Regions from separate parts of the Homo sapiens genome. Here region 1 is linked to region 2. Evidence: read pairs that join two places in POLR2A ChIA-PET (ENCODE). Cell type or tissue: PC-3. All regions are shown on one strand. Each heading gives the region's core, and the rest is flanking DNA. Links, peaks and the distances in the headings are about the cores only. Region 1 holds the start of LOC107985502 (a long non-coding RNA gene). Region 2 overlaps RRP1B (ribosomal RNA processing 1B).

What was found. Peaks named below come from ENCODE experiments on the same cell type or tissue, not always from the same donor. Only the 100,000 strongest peaks of a DNase experiment are listed, where the experiment ranks them.
Region 1: POLR2A ChIA-PET joins it to region 2 with 7 read pairs; 1 of 35 experiments calls an interaction of 5 or more read pairs at or near these places.

Annotation. Positions count from the first base shown.
Region 1 is chr21:42,037,629-42,043,004 of GRCh38, forward strand. It overlaps LOC107985502 (a long non-coding RNA gene), which reads left to right and starts at 3,031. Exons shown (of 2, transcript XR_001755063.3): 1 at 3,031-4,354. RefSeq lists enhancers at 2,364-2,867, 3,374-3,877. In PC-3, for the core only: no CTCF peak of the experiment used is centred there; DNase peaks (open chromatin) are centred at 2,033 and 3,113; H3K27ac peaks cover 2,917 bases.
Region 2 is chr21:43,665,167-43,670,542 of GRCh38, forward strand. It overlaps RRP1B (ribosomal RNA processing 1B), which reads left to right. Exons shown (of 16, transcript NM_015056.3): 2 at 4,718-4,800. Among named protein-coding and RNA genes, the nearest start is that of RRP1B, 8.3 kb to the left of the region's middle. In PC-3, for the core only: no CTCF peak of the experiment used is centred there; a DNase peak (open chromatin) is centred at 2,565.

The DNA.
Region 1 (5,376 bases), core at 83-5,082, 1.6 Mb before region 2:
AAGACCCAAAATTGTATGGCTCAATTTACATGACACGTCCAGAATATGCAAATTCGTGGAAACAGAAAGCAGATAAGTGGTTGCTTAGGGCGCAGGGTGAAAAGGAGATTAGGAGGATTGAGGAAGTGACAGCTAAAGGGGCTTCTTTTTGGGGGTGATGAAAATGTTATAAAATGGACGGCGGGGATGGTCACACAACTCCATGCTAAAAAGTGAATTGTACACTTTAAATGGGTGAATTGAATAGCATGTGCGGTATATCGCAATAAAGCCATTACAACAGAAAGAATCAAGGAACAAACAAAAGTGGCAGGGTTGGGAGGACGGGTCTGGAGGTAGCAGGGAGGGTCACAGTCCCCAGGGCCCAACTGGGAGCTCTCCTGTTCCCCGGAAGACATGCTGCCACGGCCCCTCCCACCAGTTGTCACTTAATCTCAGGAAGAGTCTGCCACAAATGCCCCGTTGCGACGGCTCTTCCCAGCAGAAGGGGAGAAAAAGAGGCCCGAGTCCCCGGGAGCTGATCAAAGGTCTGAGCTGTGCTGGCAGTGACCATTGTGCAACTGAACAAATGCGTGGCAGGAATATAAACAGACTCCACCTTTCAGCATCGAGCTTGGTTAGGAACATGGCTTGACAGCCAGCTTCGTCTTCCTAAGCCGATGTTAAACTCCATCCATCACTTTCATTCTTTGCATGAATCTTGTTCTTTCTATTTGGAGCCATGTACTCTGGGTCTTAGAGAATGGAAACAGGCCCGAAAGCCTGTCAGATGCACTTAGGATAAATGAGAAGTCATTCCTTTCGCCATGGCGTTAGGAAGATGACGGTGACCCTGCCGGTAGAGATGGCCTTCCAGAGTGTATTGCCTGAATCCTGCCTATATCCAAGCTGGTGAACCCTGGCTGCCTGCCGGCTGAATGATGGGGTCGTTCTCAATTCCACCCAGCTCCTAGCTTGCTGTTCTTTTCCTTCCCATTGGCCTGTGGCTCTCCCTTCCTTGGGTCCCCGGCCCCTGCCCTCAGCCCCACAATCCCGGAGCTGCATTCAAGCCCCTCACGGCCTTCTACACTCTGACGTCTTGAGAACAAGCACACAAATGACTGTTCATTCTGTGGTAGACTGAATAAAGGCCCCCCAAGATGTCTGCATCCTCATCCCCAGATATGTGACCCCAGAAGGCAAAGGCACTTGGGAGAGGTGACTAAGTGAAGGATCTTGAGCTGGAGAGATTTTCCTGGATATCCAGGTGGGCCCCAAATGTCATCACAAGGGTCCAAGCAGGGAAAGAAGGAGGGCAGGAGGGTCATTGAAGGAAGTGGAGATCAGAGCTGGAGAGAAGTTTGAAGAGGCTGGCTGCCCTCTGGCCTTGAAGATGGAGGAGGGGCCACGAGCCAAGGGATGCAGGCAGCGTCTAGGAGCCAAAAAAGCAGGAAATGGATCCTCCCCTGAAACTCCAAAAGGAACACGGCGCTGCTGACACCTTGATTTTAGACTTCTGACATCGGGAACTGCAGGGTAACATGTTATTCTGCCTGGGCTGCTGTAACAAAACACCATAGACTGGGCAGTTTATAAACAACAGATGTTCATTTCTCACAGTTCTGGAGGCTGGGAAGTCTGAGATCAAGGCGCTGGCAGATTTAATGTCTGGCGAGGGCCACTTCCTGGTTTATAGCTGGCATCTTCTCACTGTGTCCCCACATGGTGGAGGGGGTGAAAAGTCTCTTTCTAGGGTCCCTTTTATAAGGGCATTAATGCCGTTCATGAGAGCCTCATCCCTATGAACTAATCACCTCCCAAAGGCTCCATCTCCTAATACCAGCACCTTGGGGGTTAAGATTTCAACACGTGAATTTGGGTGGGACACACTCAGTCTGTAGCAGGTAATAAGCATATGTCCTGCAAGCCCTTGAGCTTGTGTGCTTTGTTACAGCAGTGACGGGAAACTGACACATGGGTTTTACCCTTGGCAAAGGCAGGGAAACAGGCAAGGTTTCACAAGAAAGGAAGCTGTAAGATCCCGAAAGTCACTAGTTCTGGAGGACACTGTCCTTCCCACAGTATCAACAGACCCAGGTCTGTTTTCCACGGTTCTTCTCTGACTCTCTGGTTGAAACTTATCCAGGGAGTTTCCCAATTCTTGTGTGTGTGGGGGGGTCATCTTGCCCAACCCTGGCCAGGTTGGAGCTTGGGCCAGGTGCCCTGGGCTGGCTGCAGGGCGGCTGCTGGGGGTGTCCTGGCCACTAGTTCTGATGGAGCTCCAGCCTCTCCTCACCTGTCATGAGCAGGTGAGGAGACCTGCCCACATGACCTGCCCCTCCCCATCCTGAGACGCTGGATGCCCACGTTTTCTTTTTGCCGCCATTTCGGAGTCTGCTGGGGAGGAGGGCGAATGCCGTGGCCCCCCTTGTCAGGCGGCCCTGCTTATCTCTGCAAGTTGTCTCTGGATGTCTCACAGGAGCCTTCACAACTCCAGGCCCTGGAGGTTGGCCGAGCCCTTGAAACTTCCCCAGCAGCCCTGGGGCCTCATTGCTGGGTTTCAGCCTGCCGCACTGTTCCCTGGGGCTCTGGCGCTGAGAGGCCCCTCCCTCTGAGGGGCTCAGTTGCTTGGAGTCTGTTCAGCAGCTGGAAGAGGAGGCGGTGCTTCTTCACTGAGGCTCTCTGCCTCACGTGCTTTGCCATCTATGTTCTGAGTTGATGTCTTGACAAAGACCCCCTCCTTGGTCGTGAGTGACAGAGCAGGGGCCAAGCTCCCTGTGTCTGGTGACCTTGAGCCCCTTCTGCCATGCCCAGCGGGCTTCTGTCCCTTTTGCTTCCAAGTCCCTGTTTTCCACGATGGTAGCTTTGAGCTCTCCACTCCTTTGAAACCCCGACCCTAATGATGCCGGAGGGAGCCCTCCATGCTCAGAGGACCAGCTGCAGCCACCTCTTCAAATTCCTTTTGACTCATTCTTGCGTCATCACTGGATGCGTGGTTGAGTCCTTGCTTGGTAGCAGGGGCTAGGGATTCTGTGGTTATTCCGGCCCACTAGGAGTTTACAGTGTCATGGAGACTACCAAATACAGAACTATGCAAACATCTAATTCCATTGTGATGAGGGGTATGATGAGAAGGTTCAGGGCAGCGCGGCAGGGCCCATATGGTTTCAGGGCCAGTGAGGCCATCCATGAGTGTGATGTTTAGGCTGAGAGTAGACACCTGAGTGGCAGGGAATGGACTGTGTCTGTGTGTGTGCAGATGTGTATGTGCTTTTGCTTACCACAGGGCAGGACGCCACATTCCAGATACGTTTGAAAGGACGTCCGACTGCTCGTTCACTTATCTGTCTGGGAACTGCTCCTGGAGCACCACAATGCCAGGCCCAGGCTGGGGCATGAAGCAGTGTGGACTGAAATGGGGAGTGGACGCCAGCGAGTGGTCACTGCCTTCTCTCTGGAGGGAAGGAAGGTAGCAGCTTGGGCAAGAGCGATGGCCAGGAGAGCAGGGAGGCTGAATGGAGAAAGAACGGAGAATGATCAGAAGGTCCTGGGTGCCCCAGGGCCAGAGGCTGATTGAAAGTGCTGGAAGAGGCACAGGGCAGGCCCCAGGGGCCTCTAGTCTCCAGCATGAACAACTGGGAGACCTTGGGGTCCCTTGAAGGAGAGAGGCAGGCACAGAGAAGTGAGTTGTGGGGTCAAGGGGCTGTGAGCTCCTATTCCCGCTTCTCCTGGGGTGAGTGATGGTGGGGAAGCAGGGAGTGCAGCAGAAAGAAGGAGGGGCGCCTCAGAGAACCCCATGTGACTGTTCTGTGGCCCTGATACGACTGTTCTGTGGCTCTGATGTGACTGCTCTGTGGCTCTGATGTGACTCTTCTGTGGCTCTTATGTGTCTGTTCTGTGGCTCTGAAGTGACTCTTCTGCAGCTCCAATGCAACTCTTCTGTGGCCCTGATGTGACTGTTCTGCGGCTCTGATGCGACTGCTCTGTGGCCCCGATATGACTATTCTGCGGCCCTGATGCCACTCTTCTGCAGCTCTATGAGACTGTTCTGCAGCTCTATGAGACTCTTCTGCAGCTCTATGAGACTGTTCTCCAGCTCTATGAGACTGTTCTGTGGCTCTGATGTGACTCTTCTGCAGCTCTGATGTAACTGTTCCGTGGCCCTGATCGACTGTTCTGTGGCACCCACATTCTTCAGAGCCACACTCAGATGGAAGCTTTGCTGTGTGCAGGGGATGAAACCAACTGTCATTCATCCTGCTGGAGGCCAGGATGTCTGCCACACCCCCCGGGGCTGCCCCCTGCCTGTCTTTCCTGAAGACGTTCTCTCTCTGGCCCTGTTCCCAGGGCAGGCTGAAGGACAAAGGACAGGAAGGTAAGGTCCCAGGAGTGACCCCCAGTGTGGAGGATGAGAGTTGTTGGATAAATGTCCCAGCTCCCTCCTCCCTCCATGGGGCAGTTCTGGGGCATGTTCTGCTCAGACCTCAATGCAGTCCCAGTGGGATGAACCGAAGTTCCCTCTGGCAGGGATCCTCTCTCTAGGGTACCTGCACTCCTGCCTTCACTGTGCTTCCTGAGATCACCCCCAAAATCAACTGCTTGCCCCCAAATCTTTGTCATAGGGTTTTCAAGAGAGGGACGTGAAGCAAAGACACTCATGAAAGTTCTTTGTATGTACTATGATTGGCTCTGTCAGTTTAATGGAAAAGTTGGTAATGGTGCATTATTATTATTATTATTATTATTATTTTGAGACAGGGTCTTACTCTGTCACCCACGCTGGAGTGCAGTGGCACAGTATCAGCTCACTGCAACCTCGACCTCCCGGGCCCAAGCAATCCTCCCATCTCAGCCTCCCAAGTAGCTGGGACTACCGGCACATGCCACCACACCTGGCTAATTTTTTTGTACAGACGAGATTTTGCCATGTTTCCCAGGCTGGTCTCAAACTCCTGAGCTCAAGTGATCCACCTGCCCTGGCTTCCCAAAGTGCTGGGATTACAGGTGTGAGCCACTCCACCGGCTGCATAATTTTTTTTAATGAGAAAATATCTTAGGAATAATGCTTGGTGAAACATTTTATTGAGTCATAAAGGTTCTAATTTACTTATTTGGAGCTAGATTTTTCTGACATTTAAAAGCTTGTGTCTCAATTAATTTGCCGTGTAAAAACAACACGTGGCTGCACACTGCCGTCCCACCCAGGTTAGGTATGAGGAGGAGGAGGGGAGCAATCCCGCAGGCATGGATTTGGGGGCGGGGTGACCTTCCTAACATGTTTTAACTTACACCGTGGAGGCACCTTCAGCTGTGCCTGCATCTGAGGTCAATTCCGATTCCCACATCCACCCCGCTACACACACCTCTTCCCTCCATTCCATCCCGCTAGTCTCTCCT
Region 2 (5,376 bases), core at 321-5,320:
ATCACTTACTGTTGGCTTGACCCAATGGTATACTTACAAAACCATCTGGAAATAAATATGCTGTTTTTAAGTGAGAAAGACCAGAATACAGAATATTATGCCATTTAGGTCACACACACAACTGTGCTTTTCTGCACTACCTGTAACTGTTCTGTAAATAAATGCCCAGGAAAGATCTGGAAAGATACACATCAGACAGGTTGCATCAGTCCCTCTGGTTCAGAGCCTGGGATTCAGGAGGCAGGGAGCAAGACAAGCTTGTGATTATATCACTTTGATGGTGGTAAGGTTCTTTGCAATAAACGTGTTTTTATTAGTTAGGACTCTTTCAGTTGCAACTTGACAGAACATCTACGCCATGCTAGTTTTATTTTATTTTATTTATTTGTTTATTTTTTGAGATGGAGTCTTGCTCTGTCGCTCAGGCTGGAGTGCAGTGGTGCGATCTTGGCTCACTGAAACCTCCGCCTCCTGGGTTCCAGCGGAACCCTTGGTGCCATTCTCAGGATTAAATGAGCGCGCACTCCTAGTTCCTGTGGGATCTGACTGTTAAAGAGCCTGGCACCTTCCTCCTCCCTTGCTATGTGACATGACAACTCCCCTTCCCCTCCAGCCAAGATGGGACACTCCCTGAGGTCCTCACCAGAAGCAGATGCTGGAGCCATGCTTGTACAGCCTGCAGAGCCTCGAGCCAAATAAACCTCTTAGCGTCAGGTGTTCCTTTATAGCAGCGCAACAGACTAAGACAGTGATGCAACTGGAAGTGCAGGAGCATTAACCAGCTTAAACCCAAAGAGAGGATTTGAAGGACCCAGGTTACTGCATGGGGTCAGGCTCAGGGCACTCCTTGTCCTTGCTGGGCAGCTACATTGGGATTTCCCTCCAAGGCTCTCCACCTTCAAGCAGGGTGTGGAGGGACTCTGTGGTCTGGGTGGGGCTTACCCCACGTGGAGAGGCGGCGGCTTCTGCCAATTCAGCAGAATTCCCTTGGCCACAGGACAGGTTCAAGAAAAGCCAAGTGACCCTCTGCAGGTAAAAATCTTCTTGCTCAGTCCTTAGGAGTTTCTAGCTCTCTCCTTACTGGACTTGAAGAGAACACACAGTTTGTACCTGCTCCCAGCCACCTTGTAACACAGGTGGAGCCTGTCTGAGAATGGAGACAATCTTTGGGGCAGCAGAGGTTGCAGTGGAGAAAAACAAGGTGCTGGCACCAGCAGTTGAGCTCCTGCACAAAGTTGTGCTTCACTTTCCCCCTTAAAACTAGCATGGCTGCCAGGCCTGGTGGCTCACGCCTGTAATCCCAGCACTATGGGAGGCCAAGGTGGGGGGATCATGTGGTCAAGAGACTGAGACCATCCTGGCCAACATGGCGAAACCCCGTCTCTATTAAAAACTACAAAACTTAGCTGGGTGCGGTGGCAGGTGCGTGTAATCCCAGCTACGTGGGAGGCTGAGGCAGGAGAATCGCTTGAACCTGGGCAGCAGAGGTTGCAGTGAGCCGAGATTGCACCACTGCACTCCAGCCTGGGCGACAGAGTGAAACTGTCTCCAAAAAAAAAAAAAAAAAATCCTTAATAGCATGAAATATCCAATCTGTTTAGTTTTTCTCATCAAATGTTTTTTATGAGCAATCCAAATGAGGACCACCCACTGCATTTGGTTAATATGTCTGCCAAGACGCTCTTAAAATCTAACAGTTCTTACCCATCTTTTTCTGTACAGTTTATTTGTTGGGGACATAGGTCATATGCCTTGTAGAGTTTCACATATTTGGGGTTTGTTGACTGCATCCTGTTGTCTCACTTACCATGTTCCTCTGTCCCCTGTATTTCCTATAAACTAATATTAATAGTTAAGATTTGACACAGTTGGGTGTTTTTTTTTTTGACACTTACTTTTGTAAGAATACTTCATAGGTTGGTGCAGCGTTCTTCCTGTTGGCATCACCTCTGGCATCTGATGCGTGATTATTGCCTGTGCATGTTAATGATCGGTCGGTGGGTTTGGGTGTTGATGGTCTGACACATCCACTTTCAAGTTTCTTAATATCGTTTGTTTGTTTGTTTGTTTGTTTGTTTGAGAGACAGAGTTGCTCTGTTGCCCAGGTTGGAGTGCAGTGGCACGATTATAGCTTACTGCAGCCTCAAATTCCTGGGCTCAGGTCATCCTCCCACTTCAGCCACCTGAGTACTTGGGACTACAGGCACATGCCACCATGCTCTGCCAATTTTTTGGTTTTGTTGTTGGTGTGTGTGTGTGTGTGTTTAAGACAGGGTCTTGCTCTGTCGCCCAAGCTCCATGGAGTACAATGTTGTAGAGATTGGGTTTTGCTGTGTTGCCCAGGCTGGTCTCAAACTCCTGAGCTCAAGTGAGCCGCCACGCCTGGGTGATATCTTTTCATCTAATGTTTTAGCAGCTATTTATGATCCTTGCCCAAAGCCTTCAATTCACTGGGGATATATGTGGTCTTTGAACATGATTAAATATAAGTGCAGGTCACTGTGGCCAAGAAAAAAAAAGTTACTGCAATCATGACCGCAGTTGGCTCAGCTCTAGTGGGGTTTATTACTCATACCATACTTACATTATCCACGTGAGGATCCCCAGGCATGACTTGTTCATAACAAGAGGGCAAGAGAACCAGTTGGTACATCTTCTCTCCAACTGTGAAAGGGAATATACTTTAATAAACTAGTTTTATGTTAGTTCCTGATATCCTGGTTTTACATGGAAAACTATCATAAAAGAATCAAAATGCAGGCCGGGTGTGGTGGCTCATGCCAGTATTCCCAGCACTTTGGGAGGCCGAGGCCAGCAGATCACCTGAGGTCAGGAGTTCCGGACCAGCCTGGCCAACATGGTGAAACCTTGTCTCCACTAAAAATACAAAAAATTAGCCAGGCGTGGTGGCACGCGCCTATAATCCCAGCTACTCTTGAGGCTGAGGCAGGAGAATCGCTTGAACCCAGGAGGCAGAGGTTGCAGTGAGCCTAGATTGTGCCACTGCACTCCAGCCTGGGCAACAGAGCAAGACTCTATCTCAAAAAAAAAAAAAAGAATCAAAATGTACCATTATAAAATTGTTGATGGGAGAAAGACCCTTAGCAAAGTGGAAATCAATACCTGTAAATTAAGGTTAACGCACTCTGAATACACTAAACAAACTTTGGTCCATTAAAAGGTCTTTTTGTCACTTTTTTTTTTTTTTTTAAGAGACGGACTCTCGCTCTGTCGCCCAGGCTGGAGTGCAGTGGCGCAATCTCAGCTCACTGCAAAGTGCAAACTCCACCTCCTGGGTTCACACCATTCTACTGCCTCAGCCTCTGGAGTAGCTGGGACTATAGGCGCCCGCCACCATACCCGGCTAATTTTTTTTGTATTTTTAGTAGAGACGGGGTTTCACTGTGTTAGTGAGGATGGTCTTGATCGTCTGACCCCGTGATCCGCCCACCTCAGCCTCCCAAAGTGCTGAGATTACAGGCATGAGCCACCGCGTCTGGCCCTTTTTGTCACTTTTTAAGCATCTTTTGGAGTATTAAGATCACATTGATTCTAAATATTTGTTTGCATTCATCTAGTTTATAGCACTTTGTTGCTCCAAAAGATTTCTCCTAGGATCTCCTAGTAAAATCCTAATAAAGACCATTTGTAACACACATCAAGACTTGAGGATTCTGTTTGTGTTCTAATTTCATGTATCCATAGGCTCGGAAACTCCAAGACTGTACACCTACCTTATCATTTTGTGATTCTTTATGTCAGTCAGCAAATACTTTATGACACCTGGGGTCTACTCAGGAGATTTAAGGCTGAACGAGACTGGTCACTCAATCATAGATCATGAAGGCAGAGGTAGAGCCCTGAGTAGCTAGAGTCAGAACAAAGCCAACCCTGGTGATGCTGCAGTAAATGATCACCGTTACAGGGAGGGTGATTGACAAAGCCAACCTGGTGATGCCACAGTAAATGATCACCGTTGCAGGGAGGGTGATTGACAAAGCCAACCTGGTGATGCCACAGTAAATGATCACCGTTGCAGGGAGGGTGATTGACAAAGCCAACCTGGTGATGCCACAGTAAATGATCACCGTTACAGGGAGGGTGACTGGGAGGCAGCCACTTTTGACCTTATACTAGGATCCTTAAAAGGTAATTTTTGCAAAAATATTCCAAAGCAGCGTCAGTGTCCCCAGGCCCTTTCCTAGGCCTTTGACTTTCAGATGTACTGTTTGGAGCTCCTGTGTCCTCAGCCTGGCTGGTTTTCTGTTCCTCGGAAGTGGGGCTGCCCGTTGCTGGGGCTTCATATGACTTGAGCAGGTCCCCCGCATCTCTTGTAAGATTTGCAGTTTTACTTCACAAGACCAGCGAAAATGTCAGTGTGCAGGATGGCTGCACGTGGTGGGCGGGGAGGGCGTTGATGAGGAGCCGATTTCATAAGTGGCCACTTTGTTCATGAATTTTGTGTTGTGATGACATTTGCTTCCTCACGCTGAGGCCGGGCCACCACTGCCACCCTACCCTGTAGCTGATAAAGCTGCAGGTACAGTAGTAATTTATTTGTGTTTCTTTTATAACAATAAGGAAATGTTTGCTTCAATTTTTTAAAAAGACGTGCAAACGAAAGAGAATTAAAATGTATGTGATACTTCACCACTTTCTAAACTTGAAGAAAAGAGATGCATAGACTCTAAGATGTTTGTATTGTTTTGCCTTCCAGGAGGTTTCAGTCAGGAAGAACTTCTGAAAATCTGGAAGGGGCTCTTCTACTGCATGTGGGTGCAGGATGAACCCCTTCTACAGGTAACATGCGTTCCCTTTGTCATGCTCCCGGGTTCTTGCTGTGGATGGATAAGAGACTTGATCACTCATGCTGTGCCAGTCCCCCGATACACTGACGCACACTGACAGTCATGCTTCAAGGAGTCATTTTCGTACCTCTTGTCCATACAGAAAGGGATGCAGGGTCAACACAGTTAGGTGAATTGTCTTTTCAAATAAAAGGAAAGATGTGCATTCGTTGTCAATTTACTATTTCTCTGTAAAATTTCATAGGTTCCATGCTAGGTTTTACATTACTTAAAGTTTCTCTCTTCTGGTAAGTTTATTTTTTGTGGTCAAGGATGGCATGACAGGAGCACTAACTAGTCAAGACCCTGTGAAACCCAGGAGAGGGCAGCCGCGTCACTGGGCTTCGGGTTCCATGGAGAGCAGCAGTAGCGCTCAGCGAAAGCCTCCCTGTTAAAGCCGAGTGCGCCTGCGCAGTCACCCAAACGCGCAGCAGGCTCGGTCTCTCTGTGCGGGGCCTGCTGAGCCCGCTAAGCCCACCACCAAAGCCAACACTAAAGATGTGACTTTCACTTTTTAAAAGCTTTGTTC